Regions from separate parts of the Mus musculus genome. Here all the other regions are linked to region 1. Evidence: chromatin loops called from intact Hi-C (ENCODE). Cell type or tissue: heart. All regions are shown on one strand.

The links. Peaks named below come from ENCODE experiments on the same cell type or tissue, not always from the same donor. Only the 100,000 strongest peaks of a DNase experiment are listed, where the experiment ranks them.
Region 2: it touches region 1 in a loop (2.1-fold over the local background); 2 of 42 quality-filtered maps call a loop at or near these places.
Region 3: a loop joins it to region 1, with 3.0 times the contacts of the local background. A loop is called at or near these places in 2 of 42 quality-filtered maps.

The regions. Positions count from the first base shown.
Region 1 is chr8:13,902,762-13,910,761 of GRCm38, reverse strand. Fbxo25 (F-box protein 25) reads right to left here and starts at 3,023. Exons shown (of 10, transcript NM_025785.3): 1 at 2,899-3,023. In heart, a CTCF peak has its summit at 3,091; a DNase peak (open chromatin) is centred at 3,031; H3K4me3 peaks cover 1,751 bases; H3K27ac peaks cover 1,194 bases; H3K27me3 peaks cover 1,272 bases.
Region 2 is chr8:14,087,221-14,095,220 of GRCm38, reverse strand. Erich1 (glutamate rich 1) reads left to right here and starts at 4,894. Exons shown (of 6, transcript NM_001034862.2): 1 at 4,894-4,980. The coding sequence starts at 4,959. In heart, a CTCF peak has its summit at 4,955; a DNase peak (open chromatin) is centred at 4,840; H3K4me3 peaks cover 1,591 bases; H3K27ac peaks cover 1,079 bases; H3K27me3 peaks cover 3,805 bases.
Region 3 is chr8:13,782,569-13,790,568 of GRCm38, reverse strand. It overlaps Upf3a (UPF3 regulator of nonsense transcripts homolog A (yeast)), which reads right to left and starts at 4,954. Exons shown (of 9, transcript NM_025924.2): 1 at 4,685-4,954; 2 at 4,316-4,422; 3 at 3,098-3,204. The coding sequence starts at 4,885. Gm46032 (a long non-coding RNA gene) reads left to right here and starts at 5,513. Exons shown (of 2, transcript XR_001778519.2): 1 at 5,513-6,844. In heart, CTCF peaks have their summits at 4,347 (motif pointing right) and 5,028 (motif pointing right); DNase peaks (open chromatin) are centred at 4,668 and 4,968; H3K4me3 peaks cover 1,941 bases; H3K27ac peaks cover 1,712 bases.

The sequences.
Region 1 (8,000 bases):
GCCAACGGGGTTGACCGCAGCAAGCAGAGGTCTTAAAATTCAATTCCTAACAACCACACGAAGGCTCACAACCATATGTACAGCTACAGAGCACTCACATTCATTAAATAAATCGTAAAAAAAAAAAAAAAAAAAAAAGAAATGGAAATGGTTTAAGGTTAATGGTTTAATGGTTAATAAAATGGTTTATTTCATTTCACAGGTTATAGTCCACACCCTCTGTGCAAGTCAGGCAGAAATGCAAGCAGAAACCAACCACAGAATACTTCTAACTGGCTCATGACTGTGGCTTGCCACAGTATTTTCTTCATATAGCTCAGACCCTCCTGCACAGGGCTGTATAACCCCAAGTACACTGGGTCACCATACGACACTTACCAGTCAAGAAAACAGTCAATAAATAGGCCACAGGCCAGTGGCTCTCAACCTGTGGGTCTCAGCCCCTTTGGGGTGGGGAGCACATATCCTGCATATCAGATATTTATATCACAATTCACACCAGCAGCGAAATTACAGTTATGAACTAGCAACAAAAATAATTTTATGGCTGGGGGTTCACTACAGCACGAGGGACTGTCTTAAAGGGTCACAGCATTAGGAAGGCTGAGAGCCACTGCCAGAGGCCAACATCACGGAGTTAATTAAGGTTCCCTATTCCCAGGTGTGTCAAGTTGGCAACCAAGTCTAACCATCATATAAAGTAAAATCCAGAAATCATTTCTGAAAATGTATATGTATGAGTAATGTCTGAGTCTACTCAGCTGTGACACAGCTTATACAATCCGTCCTTTTAAAATATATACATATTTATTTTATGTGTATGAGTGCTTTGCTTGTATGCGTGAGTGTAGTACCACATCCATGGGTGCCCAGTAGATCGGACAAAGGCATCCTATCCTCCTGGAACTGCAGTTCTATCCCGTGGGAAGCCACCATGTGGGTGCTGGGAACTTAAGCTAGTCCTCTGCAAGAGCAGCAGGCTTCTTAACCACTGAGTCATCTCTCCTGCCCGTATACACACTAAAACTTAAGCACAAGAATGTCAAGCTAATGCCAAAAGTCACTTGGGGCCGAAGATCTTTAGGTCTTTTCTGAGTTTCTATTTCCCATGGTGGGACATGAATGTGGGGCACTTCAGATGAGCAGGATGATTTCTTCAAATCCATGTCCTAGGAGAAACGAACACTAAAGATCTTGAACTAAGCAAAATATACTTTCTTCTTCTTCTTCTTCTTCTTCTTCTTCTTCTCCTTCTCCTTCTTCAACAACAACAACAACAACAAACACACGTTCTCCTAATGAAAACAGTTACAGCAAACACTAGAACTCAGAATGGGCCAGGCATTAACGCTGAATAATTCACTGAATTGCACTGAGTTTAGTCCTCACACTAACCTGTAAAGTAGAAAACTGCCACACTTTGCAAATATAATTCTCTATTTGAAGGCTCAGCTCGAGCTTAGCATATTCAAGGGGCTATGTTTGTTCAACCACCAGCATCATAACAAAACACTCTATTTATCCATGACAGTACAGAGGCAAAGAATCCCATAGGACGGGATTCAAAATTACGGACTCTCACTCCACAAGCCATGCTCTTAAGGCACTATATTTATAGTAATCATAACAGCCTATTAAAACAGGTTCCAGGAAATTACAGGTTTCAGTGGTTTGCGTTTTTGTTCTTTGTCTTCTATTTTTTGGCTTTATATGTGTGTTGCTCTATTTGTAAATTACATAAAAAAATAATCGGATTGTACATCAATGGCCTTCATCTTCAAAACAAACGCTTTGAGCGTATAGCAGGGGCATTATAATAAAACAGTTTATAACAAAAATAGCAAGGCAGGTTCACTTTTGGAGAAAAAAAGCTTCACTCTTATTTTTTCATTTAAAATTTCGAGAACGATAATCTCCATTGTTCTAGAGTAAGAAAGAATGTATGGCCTGGGCTGGAGAGATGGGTCAGCGGGTTAAGAGCTCACTCACTGTAACTGCTCTTGCAGAAGACCCCGCCCTTGGTTCCCAGCAGCCAAGTCAGGCAGCTGACACCATAACTCCAGCCCATCAGGATGGAAGCCTCTGGTCTCCCCAGGCACTCGTGCATGTGCCCACACACAGGCTCACTCATAATTAACAGTAACAAATCCCTTTTTAAAATGAAGCCCATCTTCAACCTAGTAAGCATTTGATTTTTCCGCTGCTCTAGCTTTCTTACAAGATTTTCAAGTAAATTAAATTCCAACAACTTGGATCAAACGTGAAGAGTTTGTATAGGTGGGTAAATTTGATTGTGAAAGATCATATAAAAAAACAAACAACAACAAACAAACAAAACCACTGTATATTTAGGCTGAATGTCAGAAATGGGGTTTACTCCAAGGAATCTAGAGAGATCATCACAGATGCTTCGTAGTAGGACAACATGCCCAGGAACGAAGGAAAACGGAATGTGAAGGAAATGGGGGATCTTTTCTGATAATGGTGGGAAATCAAGCCTTGGCGCTGCAGGTAAAAGGGTGGGGGGTGGGGGGCCTTCACAGGGACAGTTCTCCAGACGTCTGAGTTCTGGGGAGTTTGAATAGGCCCAGGGATGGAGATGGAACTGCCCTGGAACAGAGGCAGAAAGGAGCTGTGAGGACAAAGATGCAAATTTCGCGTGCCTCGCGGCGAGCGCACACGCCGGCCTGAAGGATGGTGCACACACAGGTGTGCACGGGAGGCCGCACGGACCCGCAGGGGACAGGCCGGCGGCGGTGGGGGGCGGACGCCTGCATCTACCGAGGTTGGACGAGCCCACAGCCCGCTCGGGGCCCCCGGAGCAGCACGGCGGACATCGGAGGGCGAGCCAGGGACGCCCTGCCCGACTGCCCCTCCCCGTCCTGAGGCCCTTCTCACCTGCGGGTCCCTTCCAGACGAGACAGCCACCAACCACACCGAGCCGCAGCGTCCAATTATTGCCGGAAGCCGTCCGCCTCCCGCCGAGGGCCACCGCTGGACGCCCCGCCTTGGCGTCCCGCTGATTGGCCGGAGAGGAGCCACGTGATTCGTGTTGCTACCCGAACTCGGAGGCCTCGGGGCGCGCGTGCTCAGTGAGCACAAGCCCCACCCACCCATCCTAGGCGCCCCAGGGTCGGTTCTGGTGGTTTTTTTTTTTGACCCGCCTTGTTGGCATTGCCCAAGTTGTCTGGCGGAACCCGTGTGGTTAGCCTCAGTTTCCAGACGTCCTCTCCGGACCTACAGACCTCCCTTGCGCCGGGCTGGGGCTAGCAAGGACACCGCTGGTCTACACTCGGGTCCCTCACCTCACTGTCCCATTTACCTGCCTGCCTAGCTAGGCATCTGTGAATGCAAGGGTCTGTTCGGACTGCCCCAATCTCCTACACGCCAGAGTCTTCTTGCTCGTAGCCCTGGGGCTCAAAGACAGTCTTGCTGACCTGCAGCCTAGAATGGCTTTCAGTTCCTAGAAAGCTGGGAAAGCAGTGTCAACAGGTGGAATGTTTTCCAAATAGGTAGTATAGGGTCTGTAGAAAGGAGAGGGAAACTGGACCACTGCAGGTTGTGGAGCTCTTCTGCCTTGATAACAAAACGGAACTAGGAATGGTTCTTACCCGAGTAAACAAAAATATTTTAAAGTGCCTAGTGTGTAATGAGCAAAAACATATATATTCAGGTTAGTCTTTTACATTTTTAAATAGCAGGTATTCATATTTGAAATGTATTATGTAAATAATTTCTGACGTGCTTTTAGTCTAATAGTGTTTTGCGCTATACACTTTAAAAATACTAGACCAATTATGGGTGGAAGTCAGCATTATTCCGTCCACACACCTAATCTAGGCGTGTGGCTCTCGATTCTAAACCATGCCCAGTGGCTCTGTGCTTTTGTTTATTGAACTTGTAGAGGTGTGTTTGCAAGCAAAGGCTAACCTTAATTCAGACTGTTTGAAGTTTTTGTCGCTGTTACCAAGCCAAGATAATAAGTGAACAGAGACAATAAGATAGAGCTGTCCAGCTTCCAGTGGGGTTTGTCCTGATAAACCCATGCAAGGTGAAAACACTAAGTCCAAAGTGCACCTAATACACGCAGCATAGGTTATACCCAGCCTGCCACAAACCCTCAGAACATAGAAAACCTATGATCAGGTGAAAGTATTTAACAAGGTCTACTTAAAACCGAGTTTAGAGCCAGTGAGATGTCTCAGCTGGTGACAGTGCTCCTGTGGAATCCTGGAAACATGAGTTTAACCCTGGGATCCCATTTGGTGGAAGGAAAGCACTGACTCCCGTAATTGTCCTTTATGCACCTTGCCTGATCAAAAGGAAATTTAAAAGCTATTTTAAAGTATGTTAAATATGTTGTGTGGCTAGGTATGTCCTCTGAATTGAAATCTTCCCTCCTGGAGACAAGAATAGGGCACCCAAGACTCAGAGGCAAAGGAAACCTAAAGGGTGGGAAAGCCCCTGAAAGAAGATTCACAAAATTCCCACCCAAGATTAAATAAACAGTAGCAATCTGCAGGGAGTTCCAGAGGCAAATCGTCAGCCTGATGTGAGCTTTTCTGTGATGTAGTCTTTGAGTCCACCCATGCTCCTGTGAGTCACCCTAGTAATTAAACCCATTGGTTCACTAAGCCAAATATGGGTGAAATTATTTCTTTGGTCTGATGTTGCTGTTATAACTAGGGTGAATAAGTATTTGGTTACATATCTCCAGGGGAAAAAATCACTCATCAATGATTTATTGAATAATGTGCTAAAAGTGAAGGATATTTGGAAGTAAGAAAATGCTATTACACTATAGAAGAGTTAAAACATCTTAAGTTGATTTCTTGTGAACATCTGTATTAATTTAATTAATTTAGTAGCATCCGCATCATTCTCTTAAAAAGAGTTTTACCAATTATATTAAGAAGAGTCAAGTGCCGGGAGGTGGTGGTGCACGGCTTTAATCCCAGCACTTGGGAGGCAGAGGCGGATTTCTGAGTTCAAGACCAGCCTGGTCTTCAAAGTGAGTTCCAAGACAGCTAGGGCTACACAGAGAAACCCTGTCTCAAAAAAACAAAAGAAGAAGAAGAGTCAAGTGATTGCAGAAACTCGTAAAGAGGAGCCCATGAAGTAACACTAGAAATTCACAGGTTAATATGAGAAACCACAAACAACAGTAGCCCACAGTGCCACGGATGAGCAATAGGAGTAACAACAGATACTCATACTAGCAGGAACGGCAGCATGATCATTAGAGTCCAGAGGATCATGTACAGTGGCAATGCTTTGGTTTCAAATAAATGACTTTATTAAGTATGCAGAAAACCAAAACAAGTAGAAGGTAGCCAGCAGTAACAACAGATATGTAACAAAATATCATCACATCTGGTACCCCAGCAATGACTGTGTACTGGCTAGTTTTGTGTCAACTTGACACAGCTGGGGTTATCACAGAGAAAGGAGCTTCAGTTGAGGAAATGCCTCCATGAGATCCAACTCTAAGGCATTTTCTCAATTAGTGATCAAGGGGGAAAGGCCCCTTGTGGGTAGGACCATCTCTGGGCTGGTAGTCTTGGGTTCTATAAGAGAGCAGGCTGAGCAAGCCAGGCAAGGCAAGCCAGTAAAGAACATCCCTCCATGGCCTCTGCATCAGCTCCTGCTTTCTGACCTGCTTGAGTTCCAGTCCTGGCTTCCTTGGTGATGAACAGCAGTATGGAAGTGTAAGCCGAATAAACCCTTTCCTCCCCAACTTGTTTCTTGGTCATGATGTTTGTGCAGGAATAGAAACCCTGACTAAGACAAATTGGTACCAGCAGAGTGGGGTATTCCTGTGACAACCTGACCATGTTTTGGGGAGGTCTGTGGAAGGACTTTGGAACTTTGGTCTTGAAGATCCATTCGTTGTTAAGAGCTCTGTGGGATGTTGTGTAGGAGCTTGGAAGATAATGTTGAGAACAGTGCAGAAGATGGAGGCCTGGCTTGTGAAATTTCAGAGGGAAAATTAAAGACTCTTTTCAGGGCCATTGCTGTTTTGATTGTGAAGATTCTGTAGTTCTGGTTAGCTGGGGCTGAAGAATCAGCTGTGATTAACAAGATACCAGAACTACTAAAGCAAAAACTTTGCATTACTGGGACTATTGATGCTGGTTAGCTGGAGCTAAGAAATTAGCGGTGATTAAGAAGAGACCAGCATCATTGAGGTGACATCTTCTGGGAAGTGTTTTCTGAGAGCACAGTGGCTGTGTTCCAGATATAGCCAAAGTTGTACCTTGTGCTGTGGCTGGACTTGGTAATGTGTAAGGGTCACCCAGGTGATACTGGTTTTGAAGGCATGAAGGAGTTGAGCAGAGCAGGTGAGGCTTGGCACTGTGAGAGGCCATGGAAGGCCATTGGTGAAAGTCCAGTCTCAGTTGCAATTGATGGCCCAGGACTGAAGGGGTCATGCAGTGTTTTGGAGATGCCAGTACCATGAGATGACCACCAAGAGCAGCAGCAGCAGTGGAGTACAGGCATCTGGAGCCTAGAGGATGACGCGTGTGCTACAAAGGGCATGGCTGGAGAAGTGATCCAAGCCCTTGGAGGAGCCCAGAAGATCGTAAGTTGGATCCCAGACATTGGACGGTTGGAGATTGACTTTTGCTTTTGATTGTGGCTGTGCCCTGATATTTTCCCTCTTGAAGGAAGAAACTGTTTTAGTGGAGCCCACAGTTAAGAGACTTTTAATTGTAAAAAGACTTTGGATTTTAAAAGAGATGGACATTTTAAAGAGATTGAAATTTTAAGAATATGTAAAGACTGTGGAACTTTTAAAGTTATTTAGATCTTGGGGATGAATAAGAATGTAAGGGTTGAGGCTTACTAGTGATGTGTTTGTGTGCCAAGTTGACAAGGGGTCAATTGTACTGGCTACTTTTGTGTCAACTTGACACAGCTGGGGTTATCACAGAGAAAGGAGCTTCAGTTGAGGAAATGCCTCCATGAGATCCAACTCTAAGGCATTTTCTCAATTAGTGATCAAGGGGGAAAGGCCCCTTGTGGGTGGGACCATCTCTGGGCTGGTAGTCTTGGGTTCTATAAGAGAGCAGGCTGAGCAAGCCAGGCAAGGCAAGCCAGTAAAGAACATCCCTCCATGGCCTCTGCATCAGCTCCTGCTTTCTGACCTGCTTGAGTTCCAGTCCTGGCTTCCTTGGTGATGAACAGCAGTATGGAAGTGTAAGCCGAATAAACCCTTTCCTCCCCAACTTGTTTCTTGGTCATGATGTTTGTGCAGGAATAGAAACCCTGACTAAGACAGACTGGAAGAGTGTAATTCAGAGGCAACCAAAGTTATCATCAAGTCCTTGCAACATCCTGCAGAAATGGACTCCAAGTTGAAAACCTCCCCACGGAACAGCTTTCTACTTCCTGTTCCCACCACAGGCATCATTAGAGCATTGGAACAAACTATCACAACCTCGGCTGGAAATGGTTTACTGTTCAACTGTTCCAAGGATGCAATGTTTTAATGCCCTGAGTTGCTTCTGTGTTTCCCTCTCTCATCACAGAGCCAAGGGGCTGTTTTTCCTCTCCTCTCCTGAACCAGGTTGGGGTTTTGAAGAACATTGACATAGACCTGCTTGAGGCTAAGAAGTGGCTCCCATAATCAGCTTTCAACAAGTTTAAATAGCACATGGGTATTCACATTGAATATTATACTATCCTGTGCTTCAATGTTATACAGCAGTAAAATAGAGTAACAACAGAGGGCCACAATGTAACAGGATCCTACAGCAGGACAAGGATTCCACAAAGTAACAACAGAAGTCCAAAAGATTAACAGCTGGTAGAGTGTCAGCTTGGGACCTGGAAGCAATCTCAGGAGACAGGAGTGACATATGTGTGTACACATATATATACATGTACATATATACTCACATATATAAAATGTGACTTCTATGTTAGAATACTCTAAAACTTTTCCACTCTGATAAACCAAAGCAATTTTAGGTCAGGCCCCCCCCCCCCAAATAGCT
Region 2 (8,000 bases), 180 kb before region 1:
TGCTGCACTCGGAAGCAAAGAAAAAAAACTATCTTTTTTTTTTTCCTCAGCGAAATCAGAAACACAACAAAAAACAGTCTGGCAAATTCAGCAAAATTAGCCATATTTTGATGAAACCTAATTAGATTCGTGGGGATACCCTTTTTAGATCCACTGAACAGTCAAGAAAAGTTTCTGTGGCCTAGAGTAAAAGGTGCTGACAACTAAAGACATAGTTTGGCACCGGGCTCTGGGGATACTCACTACACCTGCTTAACCTTGGGCCGGTCTCTAGGCTCCGTGTAAATATAATAGGGGGCTTTCGTCTCCGTTGTCAAGAAGTTTAAATGTGACCAAAACTTAATCAATAAGGTGACTATTTACAGAAAGGTGAATGGGTGTCGAATAGAGGAGAGACAGGTGAACAGCCCTGTATTTCCCTAAATCCCAAGATCTTTTCCATAAAAACAGCCTCCATAAGATGTTTTTTCCTATGATCAATCAACTGCAGTGCACTTTCAGAGCAAAATACTAAGGTGTGTGAAAGATACACAAATGGATCAAAGGTATCTGATGTGACTTTTTTCTAGTGTTTGTAGCACACTCCATTTGGATTCCACTATCGAAAGAGAGAGAGAGAGAGAGAGAGAGAGAGAGAGAGAGAGAGAGAGAGAGGAAGGAAGGAAGGAAGGAAGGAAGGAAGGAAGGAAGGAAGGAAGGAAGGAAGGTGGGTTTCCAGACCTCGAATAAAAAATCTAGACTGCACATCAAGTTGAAGATTCTAATATCCACTTTTCTCCTCCTCTCCACGGTGCCCCCATCTTCCGGTCTTCCATCTCAGGCAAACGAAAGGAGCACAGTGGTGCTTGCTGTGAGCTCTTTTGGGTCGTGGACTTGTACCAAAACAGAAAGAAAGACTGTCCCTGGGCACGCATCCAGTGTTGGGATGAAGCCATTTGACGTTATAGGAGTAACATGTGAGCATGAATGGCACTTGCTCCTATGAAGGAAATATACAGTGTTATTGGAAAAGGAAAAGGACAGGGAATTATTTGTGACCCTAGGGGAATACTGTGTGGTGTCATTACATACAGTCTTCCTCTAGGTTTGGCACACAGCGGGTCCCGAGACATGGATTCCAGTGAGTTATTTGAAAAACTTATTATCTCTGGAAACTAAACAGGAATAAAGAGTGGGAAAGGGAAAAAAGGGATAATGAAGGATGTGTCACCAAGGCGATCTTTCAGGCAACAAGGACTCGATCCTATTGAAGATTCTTAGTGGAATAGTCTGAGATACACTCCACAATTTCTTCCATCCTCTCTCCCCCCTCGACTCCCCCTACTGAGCAACTTGAATAATATCAAAGAAAGCTATTGTAGAGTTTGAGTTGAATGAGGTAAATCCAGAAGTTGACTTCTGCCCAAGCTCCCAGGAAGCTTGGGATTTGGGACAGAAAAGAATGAGGTAAGAGACCGTTCCAGCAGTGGGAAGAACAGACCCAAAGACCCAGAGACAAGGAAAGACTTATCTTTTCTTCTAAATGACTAATGAAATTAGGAAGTGCTCGATGCCTGACCCTACCCATGGGGGTTGGAGGTGAGGTTGTGCAGAGTCTATGGCGCAGCAGCAACACATCTGAACACTGCTGCAAGCTCCTTTAATACCCTCCACTCACACCCCATTGGTCCCAAGAAAGCATCTCTTCTAAACTGCAGTTCCTGATTGGCTGGCATTGTCTAAACCAGCAATCCTTGGTCTCTTAGGCAGTCCTCAATTAGGTCCTCCTGCAGGAGATACTTTTAGGGCTGTGTGCCCTCATCCCCCATGTTTACCTAGAGGTGCCCAGCCATTCCTGCTACAAGGAAGAACTGTGAGACCATCTTGAATGAGAACTAACAGATAATGAATTGGGAGGTTCTATAACACATTTAAAGGCCTTGGAATAGTGTCTTAAAACACAGCATAATTTTGTGTGGGATTTTGACCAAGACATTAGGATTTTCTTCAAGTCACTTGTAGACAGAGATGTTTTTATTTTTTTTTCCCAATATATAACATTTTTATTTCCTTTTCTTGTCTCATTACATTAGCTAAGGTTTCTAGAATGATATTGAAAATCAGTTGTTAGAGGGAATATCATTCTGGTCCTGTAATGGGCTACAGCAAGTGACTTTTTAAAATGTTTATTCTACTTTATGTGTATGAGTATTTTGCTCGAATGTATGCAAATGCACCAGTGTCCATGCTCGATGCTCTCGGAGGGCAGAAGGTGTCAGATCTCCTAGAAATACAGCTCCAGGTGGTCATGAGCAACCATGTGATGCAGGAAACCAAACCCAGGTTCTGTGCATGACCGGCAAGAGTTCTTAACCACTGAGCCATCTCTCCTGCCCTGCAGTGATTGCTTTAGACTTTTCAAAGATCTTTATGGTGGGTATGAACAGAAGAGATGGTAAGGTAGGAGGGTAAGAATGAAAAACAGCAACAGGAGTAGGGAAGAGATCAACTTGAAAAGGAGACAAACTAGATGGGATCTTTGTGAGTAGATCTGTCAGGGACAGGGGAGAGAGACAGAAGTGGCCGTGTTTCCATGGTGTCTTAGGGTTTTACTGCTGTGAACAGACACCATGACCAAGGCAAGTCTTATTGAAAAAAAAATCAACATTTAATTGGAGCTGGCTTACAGATTCAGAGGTTCAGTCCACTACCATCAAGGTAGGAGCATGGCAGCATCCAGGCAGGCATGGTGCAGGAGGAGCTGAGAGTTCTACGTCTTCATCCAAAGGCTGCTAGTGGAAGACTGATTTCCAGGCACCTAGGGTGAGAGTATTAAGCCCACACCCACAGTGACACACTTACTCCAACAAGGCCTCCAAATGGTGCCTCCCTGGTGCAACAATATACAAATCACACATGGCTAGCCTGGCATCTGAGTGAATGGTGCTTGTGGTCAACTGAGCGTGATACAGGAATCCTGGTGTTTGCTGGAGTTCTTGGGAGTGTAGAAGCTGGCGTGGTGGTCCACATCCAGCACCTTCTGTTTTCCTTAACCGGCAGGCTTTTGTGCCTAGGATTCCAAAGGTGGTAAAGATCTGCCCTGAACAAACACGACTGTGAATCAGGGGATCTCGTCTTTGACGTGGCCACAGGACAGTTGTCACTGGTCATCCTCTCTAGTCAGTCTTAGGTCTCCTCATCTCTCAGTTTTCCAAAGCCCAGAAGTCTTTGTGGCTCAATTCTTAACCACCATTGTGGCCATGCTGGTTCCCTCCATGATCTCCTAAGTTTATGCATCGAAAGCCACACAGCACAAGTTAACAAAGGGCTTCCCAAAGGCCCCCCATGATGATCCTGAAACCCCAACTTTTCAGCTTCTGAACCAAAACTCTGAACCCATTCTAAACTTTCACTTTTCTACCACAGACCAATCTGATGAGTCAGAAAATTTCCTTTGCTTTGCCTGCAAACACATCCACACTCTGACTACTCTTCCCACAACCTTCTATGTCACAACTCAGATGCTAACGATCAACATTTCCCTTATGGCAATGGGCTAGCAATGGACTTTTGCTTCATCTGCTACAACCTCCTTTTAACCGAGAGACAGAAGCCACTTCCTTGACATTTACATTGGGTCATTTCACTTCGAAGCTCAATGCATCAATTTTACACATCTCCGTTTGAAGTTGCTTCTTCCATGATCTTTACCAGTAAAGTAGAAGAAAGCAGCAGAGACCTATTATTAAATACTGATTTATTGATTCATTTCATGACTTATTCAAAGCACTGCTTGTCCTGCTTATTTGACAAGCATGTCTTTACTGGCTACTTGGAACATAACGACCTGGAGAAATAGCAGAAACATTGGGCTATGTTACCCTTAACAACCTGCTGACTGCCTCTTAGGCATCTGTAAAATTTCGCTTGCTTGCCCACCCCACCTTGTGGTTTTAGAGTATAAAACGCAAACAACAGACTGGAGCCCAACCAAGCCTTTCAGGAGCAACCCTGGCTTGAGTCCATCTGCGACATCTCTTCGCTTCTACTCTCACTGATGTCCGAGTGAGTGTTCCAGAGAGTCCTGCAATAGCAACAACCGCGCGCCTTCTCTCCTTCCAGATCCAAACCTGCGTTAGATAGGCTCTAAAAATGTTTTGAGCATTCTCTTCATAACATCAGGTCTTCCTCTTTCATCTTCTCAAAGATGAAACCCAAATCATTTGCTCCTGCATTATTTCCCTTCAAAGAGCCCATCTCTTTGGAATATGGTCCTTACAGTCTTCTTGGTCATGCTCCTCTATCTGACCTTTCATGAACGTTACCACCAGCTTGCAGACCATGTAGGAACTTGGCAGTCATGTTTCTGAAGACGCAGTTCAAGGGTGAAGACTCAATGTCAACAGGGAACAAGGGCTCCAGCGCGGTAACACAGCTGGTCTAAAAGCAAAGTGGAAGACGACACAATGAGAGGGATTCGTAGACGCGAAACAGATGGGAGCATCTCCAGCCGTGCAGCGGTACAACTGGCAGACGTGGTGAGGGGCGCGCGGAACGGATTGCAGGTGTCTGGGGAACCTTGCCTTGCTTCAAGCCTCCAGACCTTCCTTCTCTCCTCAGCAACCTTTCTCCAGCTTGCACTCCAAGTTCCGCAAGTGTGCAGAGCCGGTACTGTCCCCAGCTGTGTCTTGGCCCACGTCCATCACAGGGGCAAACCGCAAACCACAGGAGCAGAGCTTTCAGGCCGTCTGCCTTCCGCGCAGGCTCCAGAGCCAGGCTCCTAGAGGCAGAGTTTAAGCCACGCCCGGGCCGCATACGAACCAATCCGCCCCCGAATATGGATGATTGACATCCAGCGGCGGGGAATTCGGGTCCGGATTAGGCACTCCTAATATTGTGGGCGGGCCTACACGAGAGGAATCCGGAAGCGCCGCGCGACTGGTGGCGGCTGGGGCCAGAGATCCCGGCTGGGGTCCAGTATGTCTTCTCTTCGGAAGCAGGGTAGGCAGGAAGCGCGGAACGCGAACGGAGACTGGATCCGAGATACCCAGGGGTGGCGGACGTGGTAGGCTGATGGCCCTGAGCACTGAGGGATCGTAGGGGCTACAGGGACCTTGAGTGTCTAGGGCAAGATGGGACATGCTGGGCCCTGAGGTACCCTTCTTGTGGTGGCTTCCCCTTCCTGCTGGCTGGGTCTGGCGCTGTCGCAGCTTTTAGGGGCCTTCGTTCTCCCTGGACCACACTAGTGGAGCAGAGGCCTCACCGGACTCTGGGATCTTCTTTGCTGGGGCGGAGCTGGCGCGTGGGGATGGGGATTGGGGTGGTGGGTGGAGGACACAAGACCTAGAGTCTGGAGGATTGCCTTTACCTAGGGCAGCCAGGCCTGCAGTCATCTCTGGGTTAGTACCCTGAGGTCCTGAAGTGCAGTTCATGTGATAGGAGTAGAGAATATGAGACTTTTCTGTGTTTAAAACATGCTTCTCTCTTGTGAAATGGGAGGGAGGTGGAGGAGACGGCTAGTGGCAACTGTATATAGTTAATAAGTATCTGCTTAAAAAGCAGGAAACTAATTTCTCTGCAAGCAAGAAAACCATGAACAAATTAGTATAGTCCCCATCCTTAACTAGCGACTTTCCACTTCAGCCTCAGTGACTTAAGTTTCATCAAACTTTATGGGGGTGGGGCGGGGGGGGGGGTTGGAAGTAAGATGATCTCAGGGATCAGAAAGGACAGATATAACCCTTTCAAAACAGTCTGATCTGATGTTGTGTTTCAAGATGAACATAAGTGTTCTTTACTGAGCAGCAAAACCTTTTTCTAATCCTTGCAAGGAAGAGGATACAAACACTTTATAGGTTCAGCTGTTTCCTGGGTTGACGCCACACCCTGTGCTTTCTCTTCTTGAATTCCCTTCTATGTTCGAGATGCTTCAAAACTTGGCATTAAATGCAAGGAATTATATCATCTATAAAGCACCTCGCCAACTTTAAGACTCTTTTTAACCTCAGTAAATTAAGGTAAAATGCAGGAAAGCTTTTGGTCGTTTTAATCAGACACTAAACTACTCTCTGAAAACAGTCTCTTTTTCTGTTGAAGAGACTATATGACAGAATTATCAGGTAAAATGTAAATAGTTGAAGGATACTGTGTTTTCCAAAGAGTGGGGCTTGTGAACCCAAAACATAAACCTGGAAGTAGGCATTTAAGCCTGAGAAGGCCAGCTAGGATGCCTCATGGTGGTTATATGGGGATGGAGGAGGGAGGGAAAGCATGAGAGAGATGGGAAGAAAGGTTTCTAGGAAAGACTCAGCTTGGTAATGAATAAGATACCGAAAGAGACCTAGATCAGAGCTTCAGGCCAGCCGCAGTGTCTGGATTGGGCAGCGTTAACACTGCTATGGCTAGAGGAGACCACAGAAGGAGGCCTAAAGGAAGAACCTGACTGATCTGGTTACCCACATGATGTCATGCAGAACGAGGCAGCAAGTTCCTTTGTTTGCCTGCAGAGAAAGAGCAGCAGATGTGTAGGGAGAAGACTTCGTGTTTGAAGGACAAAGAGAAATACCAAGGACCTGAAAAATATTATAAATAGTATAACGTTCCACCCTAAAGCCCCAGCCCAGAAAGTTTGAGTCCACAGGACAGGGGTAGTAAGGAAATGTGAGCAGCAGTTTTTCTTTGATAGCCTTCCCATCTGTAGAGCCACAGAACCCACACGTGAAAATAAGTGGTTCTCAACCTTCCTGATGCTGTGGCCCTTTAATACAGTTTCTCAGGTGGTAGTGACCCCCAACCATGTTACTTTGTTGCTATTTCAGAACTGAAATGTTGCTACTGTTGTGAATCACAATGTAAGTATCTGTTTTTTCTCATAGTCTTAGGCGACCCCTTTTGGGGTCCCAACCTATAGGTTAAGAACCGTTGGTCCAGAACATCTTTTCCAGTCACTGCGTCTTTATGTCGAACCCCAAATTTGTCTGATTGAAAAACAATGAACTGGAAAAGTAGAATTCTTGGTACAAAAATCATAATCTATCTCATGGCCTCAGTTTCTAAGTGCTGCTTACAGACTTGCCTCGTGGGTGGCAGCTGCCATTTCTTAGCTCAGTCTGTCTGGGTGAGAAGGCAGTGCTGTACGCTGAGCAGTTGACGAAGCTTCCATTATAGTCTGGAACAGGACCAGCCCACCTGGTCCAGGAGTACTCTTTGCTCTCTCTCCTGCTACAATGTATTGACAGATCCCAATGAAAGTTCTTGCAGCCTTACCTGGGGCTTATCTCCTGCATGGGTAGTTAATTGTGTGACGATTGCTATTTTTAAAACCCTCTAGGAGAAAAAGCTTTGAACAAAATGTACCCAGATTCTTTTTTTTTTTTTAATTTTTAAGTACTAAAAATTTTTTAAAGTTTGAGCAAATAGATTTTTTGTGTTTGTTTGTTTGTTTGTTTGTTTCTAAGACAAGGTTTGGTTGTATAAGCCAGGCTGGCCTTGTACATGATTAGAATCTTAAAACCATGGTCTCCTTGTCTCAGTCTTGGATTACTGAATTGTGAGTATGTACCACAATGCCAGGCTCTCTAGTATATTTCTGCTACTTGGAGATAGATTCTAATCCAGATCCATTTGAATCTTATTTGGAGCACTGTTTTTCTGTTAATTAATATTTCACAAAGCTTGCCAACTCCTATTTAAATCTCAGCTAATCGTTTTTCCACCTATAATTCTATCATTTATTGAATTAACATAATATACTGAACTTCTGAAGTAACAATGTAACCAGCTTATTCATTTTTTTCTAGATTACAGACAAAGGTTAAATACTTTGCCTTTTTATAGAAATAAAATGGGGGGGGGGAACCTTTCATCTTCAGGAGCCCTACGTAGGCTGGCATACATTCAGGCAGCTTGTTGAAACCAGTTTTTTTCTGAAAAGAAAGAATTCAGAGTATCAGTTTTCAATAAACTACAACAAACCTGAAAAAATTAAAGTGCCCAATAAAGTGTGTGTGTGTGTGTGTGTG
Region 3 (8,000 bases), 120 kb after region 1:
AGGTGGAAGGCACAGACTGGCAGGGGTGGTGCTCCCGCGGCACACAGCAGCTGACAAAGTCCTGACTCCACAATTTACCACAGAGCTAAGGTAATCAAGATAGCATGGCACTAGAACAAAACAGACAAACACCCCAAGGAACGCAATGGAGAGCCAACAGAAAACACTTGGGTATATGACCAAATCACTTTGACAAGAATGCTAAGATCATCTAATAGAAACCAGTGGGTACTTCAACCAATGGTGCTGAGAAACCTGGACAGCCACACACAAGAGAATGAAATTAGACATTTACCCAATGCCACAAACTTAAAACCTAACTCAAAACACACAGCCAGTAACTATAAGAGTTCTACCTTCACAAACTCTCAGATGTGACAACACATACATAGGCAACTAAAGCAAGAACCAAAAAAAAAAAAAAAAAAAAAGCTGCGTCAAAAGTCACAATCCTCAGAGTGAAAAGGCAATCTATGGACAGGGAGAGCCATCCAGCCGGCAAGGGAGCGCCACCCGGAGTACACAGAGAACTTCTTCAGCGCAGCAGCCACCCAGCCAAGTGGAAAAAGAACCGGGAACGTCTGGGAGTGCTGCCCTGTACCTGTGGTTCCAAGAGGGATTGCTGCAGGTTTGGCGTCAGCCTGGGGTACAAGGTGAGACAAAACAAAGCAGAAGAAACCCTCAATGTACCAGAAATAACCCTGTTCAGGAACGACAGGCTGGACAGGTGGCTTCCGGTTAGGAGCACTTGCTGTCTGTCCTGAGGACGTGAACTTGGTTCCCAGCACACACGCTGGGCAGCTCACAACCACCTGCAACTCCAGCTCAGGGGATCTAGTCCCCTCTTCTGGCAACTGAACCCTGCTACAACATGTCACATGCACATATATACGCATAAATGTTATATATGTATATGTTCCTCCCCCCCCCCCCTTTTTTTTGGTTTTTTGAGACAGGGTTTCTCTGTGTAGCCTTGGCTGTCCTGGAACTCACTCTGTAGGCCAGGCTGGCCTCGAACTTAGAAATCCGCCTGCCTCTGCCTCCCAAGTGCTGGGATTAAAAGCATGTTTTAATCACCCTCAGCAAAAATAAGTTTCTTTAAAAAGATTTATTTAGTGTACATGAGTGCAACATCTGCATGTATACCTGTGTAGCAGAAGAGGTCATTGGATCCCTTTACAGATGGTTGTGAGCCACCATGTGGTTGCTGCGAATTGAACTCAGGACCTCTGGAAGAGCAGCTAATGCTCTTAACTGTTGAGCCATCTCTCTAGCTACTGAAAATAAAAATTTTTAATTGAAAAAAAAGTGGCAAAGAACTTCAGTGATATCTCTTCAGAGTTGGTCTACATATGGCCAAACAGCAATATAAAAAGATGTTTAATTGCAAATTTTTTGGATAATACAAAATTAAACCACAAAAAGTTTGGGTATATTAGTTAGTATATAACCTATAATCCCAATACTTGAGAGGCTGAGGCAGGAAGAACTCAAGTTAAGGTAAACCTGGGATACTCTACTGATACGATCTCAAAACTCAAGTTAACTCAATCTAACCCAAATCAAAGCAACAACAAAAATAAAACAAAGAACAATTCCTATCCCCAAGAGAAAAGAATCCCAGGAGAGCTCTTACTCTTGAGCCCACGAGGCCAGCTACTACAATGTGATACCAAACAACTTCAATGAAAACTCAAAACAGAGCGCGTTAGAGAGGACGAGGAGCAGTCGTAGCTTTCGTACATTGCTGTCGCTGGGAACGCATGATGGTGTCTGTGCTGTGAGCACTGCGCTACCACCTGACCCCCAAGTCTCCCTCTGGGTTGATATCCAATCTGAAAACAGGGTCTCTGAGACACATCTGCATATCCAGGGGAGTTTACCTCGGCTAAAGCTTGTAACAAGTCAAGTGTCTAACAACTGACATACGAATGGATAGGTAAAATGGACAAACACTCCTATGGGAATATTCTCCAGCTTTGAGAGGGAGGGAATTGGGCAGTTAGGACACTCGAGAATCTGGAGGCCGCTATGCTAAGTGAGAAGCTAGCCAAGAAGACAGAAAGTGTGGCTCTGCTAATACAGGGCATGCAGAGTAATAACATTCATAGAGAGAGAAAATGGAATGAGTTGGAGGGAGGAGAAGGTGGAGGGTCCAGCACTAGTGTTTAATTAATAAAGTTTTAGTTATATAACAATTAGGGACTCTGGGTAACTGGTTGTATAAAGTGAATAATTTTAATAATTCTGAACCACACACAAAAACACACACAAAAGAAAGAAAGAAAGAAGGAAGGACCCACGAGTTCCTCAGGAGGCAGGAGAATTAACCACTGCGGTTTAAGGCCAGCCTGACCTAAGAAACAGAGTCCATCTCAAGAAGGAGGGGAAGGTGATTTCTGTTATGTATATTTTACCAATAAAAAAAAAAAAAGACCATCTGAATAAAGTAGTTAGCAATGAACTAGAACGCCAAATGGCCTGAGCACTAAACTTGCGTGACATTCACAGAAACTACAACCTGATCTTCTGATTGTTGCCCTGACGGAGAAGGAACACCGTTCAGTTGGGGGAGGGGGATGGATGGAAACTGATGGATGGGGAGGGCAGAAAGCACTTCCTACAGAATGTTTACAAACCTTAAAAGCAGAAAATCTAACACAGGACAGTCGGACAGGACGGGGAAGGAGGAACGTAAGAAACGGATCCAGAAAGTTCAGGAGCAGAGTCCCTGAAGGGGAGACTGCGCCACAGGCTCCATGCCTGATATTCATGACCATACGCCCCTCCACCACGCTTTCAAGAAATGGCAATCATGGCCAGTGCTCTGGATCCCTGGCCTAAATATAAGTGTATGATATAGCCCAGAAAACTTTCATCAAACATCGTAAGATAACTTAGTTTTGGAACACAAGGTTCATTTATTGGGAAAAGGAGCCTGTGAGAACTTACTCCCCAGCAAGGTCACGATCCCTCCCGTTCTTATCTCATGGAAGGTCTGGGATGCTTTAGTTTATAAGCTCCGTCAGCACATGACGTGACAGTAAGAGTTTATGACCTTATTTTAGCTGTGAGAAGTTAACTGAAACTCACTGACCTTTATTGCCAATGAAGATATAGCCGTCAAAACGGTCTCTGAACAGCAGGATGTCATCAGGGTTCCTAAAATTAATGTATGCTCTGGAGTAGACATGAGGATAAAGGCTGAAACCGAGGCAACAGTGGTTAGTAAAACGGACGGCCCTTGATTCTGCCTTATCTCCTATGAATAAGCAAATACTTTTTCATGCCCGAGAATCACGTCTCAGTAAATTTTAACAATTTGGATATTCCTTAGCAAAAAAACAAAACAAAACAAAACACCCCGAAGATAAAGCAACCATTAACTGAAGCCTTAATTATCCAGGACCGCCTCTTCTGTACAGAGCCAAGGGTAAAATACTAGACTCCAGAAGTCACCATGCCATGGGTACTTTTAGAGCCATTTCTGGTACATCTGAACAAGAACGAGACTTGTCTAGGCTCCTTCATGGATGACATGCTGTATTTTGAATGGGTGTCAGACCACGTACCAAGGAAAAACTAAATCATTCTCCCCGTCTCACACACAACTCTTTTCACAGGTAGGAACGATTCCATTCCATTTCACAAAGAATACAGAAGTTTAGAGAAATCTGTTGTTCGTACAGAGGGTGCAAGTTACAAGCTGGGACCGGAATTGCACACCGAGTAATTGCACACTGTTCTTTTAGCCATTTTTCTAAACTTCAGCCACCTGAAAACCACCTGTGGTTTTTCAAAGGATACCCATTTAATTATTCATATTTTTATTAGAATAGACTTTAAAAAAAATAACAAAACAAAATTGGTATCCCAAAGGAAAGCGTATATGACACAAATGAGAAAGAATACCATAAAAGGATATAAAAATAAGTATCGTGGAAAACCCACGAATTCCTGTGGCACTGACATCTGCTGCTTAGGTCAGCCCTGCGTTGCTCGCATCCCCACAGGCAGGGAACCTTCTGGCTGGGTGGTGGTGCAAGCAATGAGAGATTCCACTTCTCAGGGCTCAGTTACTGGTCCCTCACTAGGGAAAACACTCCAGACTCAACGTGTGTAAGGGATGCAGTCCGGTTTTGCTCATCATACAGTTTATTAAAAGCTACGCCGAGGAAGGCATGGTAACGGGCTGACGAGGTGACTTGCCCGCTCCTAACGTGGGCGTGCACTGACAGCTGGGAGGGGACTGCAACTGCGAGCGCCCGCGGGGTCCTCCATCCTTCACCAGTGGGTGTCCCGCAGCAGCCCTCACCTGAGGTCCGCAGCCACCACCTCGAAGTAATCGTGCGCCGGCAGGGGGCGCAGTTGCTCTTCCAGCTGCTCTTTGGTGAGGCCCGGGGGCAGACGCCGGAGGACCACCTGGGATGACCATTGCGTTCACTCAGGTGCTGCCGCCCGCCACGCCCACTCAGCCTGAGGTTCCCCGGAGCTCGGGGGACCGCGGCTCCCCAGCTCCACCCCGACTCGCTAATCCTAGTCCAGACTGCTCGCAACAGCCCGCATCACTTCGGAGACTAGGCTCCGCCCCTGAGATGAACAACCCGCCCCGCCCTCCCCAAGCCCCGCCCACCGGGGGGCTTAGAAGCCGTCCTCTCGCGAGACTTGCGGGCCCCGCCCCCACCTTGCTCAGGGCTGTCCTCTTCTCCTCGCGAGGCTTGCCGGCCCCGCTCTCACTTAGGGTCGGGGCCGGAGGCGCCGCCGACTCCTTCCGCGGTGACTCGCGGCGGCAGTGGGTCTCTGAGCTCGATAGTTTCTCCCTCCAGCTCGGGCCCCGCGCAGCCAGGGCTGCGCCTAAGCCTCCGGCCCCCTCTTCCGAGCGCATCCCCACCGGCCGGCCGGCCGCCGCCACCTCCGCGAGAACGAAGCCTCGCGAGGACTAGGCAGCCCCTCCCTTGGAATTCGGTGTTCAGTGTCCCCTCCCCGGCCCTGACAGGGAAGGGGCGGTGCCAATGCTGGCCCGCGCCTGTAGGGGGCAGCGCGGCAGTTTTTAAAAGACAGCGGACGTCCTAGAACGGCGGCGACGGTGAAGGAGATCGGTGCTGCCAGCCACGCGGAGAGCAGATGCTCACTCCGGACGTCCCGTGCGCTGCTGACCTGCGGTGGGGACTGGGAGCCCCCGGTCCACCCGGAGTCACTGGGACAGTACCGAAAGTAAACCCGTCGCTCTCCTCGCCCCACTCTGCCCTCCGCCTCCCTCCTACACGTTTTCTCTGTTGAGACAGGGCTTTGTGTAGCCTTGATTGTCCTGGAACTCACTCTGTAGACCTGGCTCTCCTGGAGCTCAGAGATCCTCTGCCTCCTGGGATTAAAGGCGTCTGGCTTTTTATTTTTATTTTATTTGTAGCAGATATACGAACAATACAGTTTTCCCATGTGCTCAATGATGTATAGCACCATTCTCCCTACGTTAATGGTAAAGGAGAATGAGAGATTTTCAGAAATCGATCGTGGCACTCCTGAAATGTGACGTTTTAAATAAGCCAAAGACTCAAAACCGTTTAGGTCTGCGTCAAACAGGCCTCAAACATCGAGAGTTCTATAAAAGCCTGGGCAAGAGCGGTTTTCCAGTATTTCGTGTTGCAAAGAAAGCTAGGACTGAGCCCATCACTTGAACCAGCTCAGTTTGGAATAACCAGTTACACTGACCAGAAGTTCTGATAGCCTCTTAACCTTTATTAGGAAGAAAACACACGTGTGAGAGGCTGATAAAAATGTGGACGACGAGTTGTCAGGAAAAACCAACCCATACCCAGTTGTTAAGATAGTACAAGGTCGATGGATAGTAACTTCACAATGGAAGAAAGTTGGAACATTACAAGCTTGGAGCCAAAATTATCTCGGGCTGGCTTTTGCCCCCTTAAAGATAAAGCCATTGACTGTCCTCCTGTGTGCCTGACCCAACACCCTTTCACCTGTCTGGCAAACTGCTGGTTAGTTTATGTCAGCTTGACTCAAAATAGTCACTTGGTTGTGAAGAGGAAAGAGTTGAGGCATTATTTTCATCAGATTGGCCTGTGGAACAGTTTCTTGACTAATGGACGTGAAAGGGTCCCACAGCAGTTGGACCTTGCTTGTAATAAAGCCAATAAGCATTCTCTGTGGCCCTGCTAGTTCTTGCCTCCAAACTCCTACTTGAATTTCTTCTCTGATTTCCCTCACTGAGGGATGTGACCAGAGAGCTAGAAGAGGAACTAAATCTCTTCCTCCCACAAGTTGCTTTTGGTCAGTGTTCAGAGTGTAATGAGTTGTGGAAACATGAAAGATACCATTGAAAGAAGAGAGACATTATGAAGTATCAGAGGGATACCAGGGATGTTCTTGTGATATTTGGATTAAGAATCTACCTTTATTGGGACAAATAATGATGGTTAGCTGGGGATGAAGAATCAGTTGTGATTAATAAGACCAGCATCATCAAAGTGCAATTTTCTGGATATACTTCCTAAAGGTCAGCACACAGACACTGCAGTCCAGATGCAGTCAAGGCTATCTCAAGCAGGAAACCTGACTTGGTAATGTGTACCCCACATAGTGGAACTGATTGTGTAGGCATGAACGCTGCAAGATTTAAGAGGTCACAGAAATGAGCTGAGATTGAAACTGGAAAGAGCCAGGAGAGGCAGTAGAAACTCCAGCATGCTGGAGATGCTAGGACTGCAGGACCATGTCAGGTGAGGAGTGGAGCCTACTTAAGCCTACCAGACAAGCTGTGAGTTGTGGATGGCAGAGCCAGCCTGAGACATGGAGCTGCCCAAGTCCCCTGGAGCCCGGAAGATCATGAGTAAGTCCCAGACATTAGATTATAAATTATTTACATTACTGGATTTTGCTTTTGTTTTGATCCACTTTTAACTGTGCTTTGGTTCTTTCTTCCCTCTTGGAATAACTACTTGATTCTGAGACTATAGTTACAAGACTGGATATTGTTAGTGTCACTGAACTTTAACAAGTTTTTAAAGATGGAAACTTTGAAGGTTATACTTTATATTGTTGTATTAACATCTTGATGATAAACAAGGAAAGGTTACTGTTTAATGGTGATGTATGTGTCAAGTTAAGAGGTCACCCCAGTTGGTTAGTTTTTGTGAACTTGAAACAAACTAGTCACCTGGACTAGTTTCCATCAGACTGACCCACAGGGCAGGTTTCTGATTAATGACTGATGTGGAAGGGTTCAACCATCTGTGGGCAGTGCCATCCCTGGGCAGGTGGTCCTGGGTTGTATAAACAAGCAAGCTGAGAATGCTTTAGGGAAACTATGTTCAAAATATATAAAAAAAATATTTTCAATGAAAATTAAATTTATTAAAATAAATAGGTAGTCAAGGTATGCATTTCTCAACATAATATTACAAGGATAGAAAGAAAGCTGGAAAAATATGGCTAACATAGCAGGGAAAAGACTGGGCAAAACTGAGGAAGGCCAGACAAAATTACTAGTCAGAGATGCCAAACAGCCATATCAATTATGTAGTGGTAATTAGTTAGCCCGCTCTGAGCTCCTGGCAGGTCACATGCATGCTGCACCCACCCAAGAGCTCTCTGGATTCACGAATGGAAGACACACAAGTATGTTCAAAGGGCTAATGGAAACCACAGAGAACCAGTCACTAGGGATGATATCCATCAACAGGAAGCGACAGGAAGTAATTGCTTTTGAATGCCTATGGCTGTTTCTCGTTTAATTCTTGTAAAAGAAATGAAACAGAAGCTGTGGAACTAAAAAACTGGAACAGCTCATCTGCTCTCCCAGTGTTTGTATGGAAGATAGGACCTGGAAACAGGCCCTCCAGAAGCTTGTGGGCTGGCTAGCCTGGGGTAGCAACAGAGATGTGTTTTATAGCTAAAAGAAGTTGAAAGTAAGGAAAAAATGTTCTTGTAAACAGCTAAGAGACCTGGATCTCACGGTCAGACAAAATAAGAGTCAAACTTAGAGG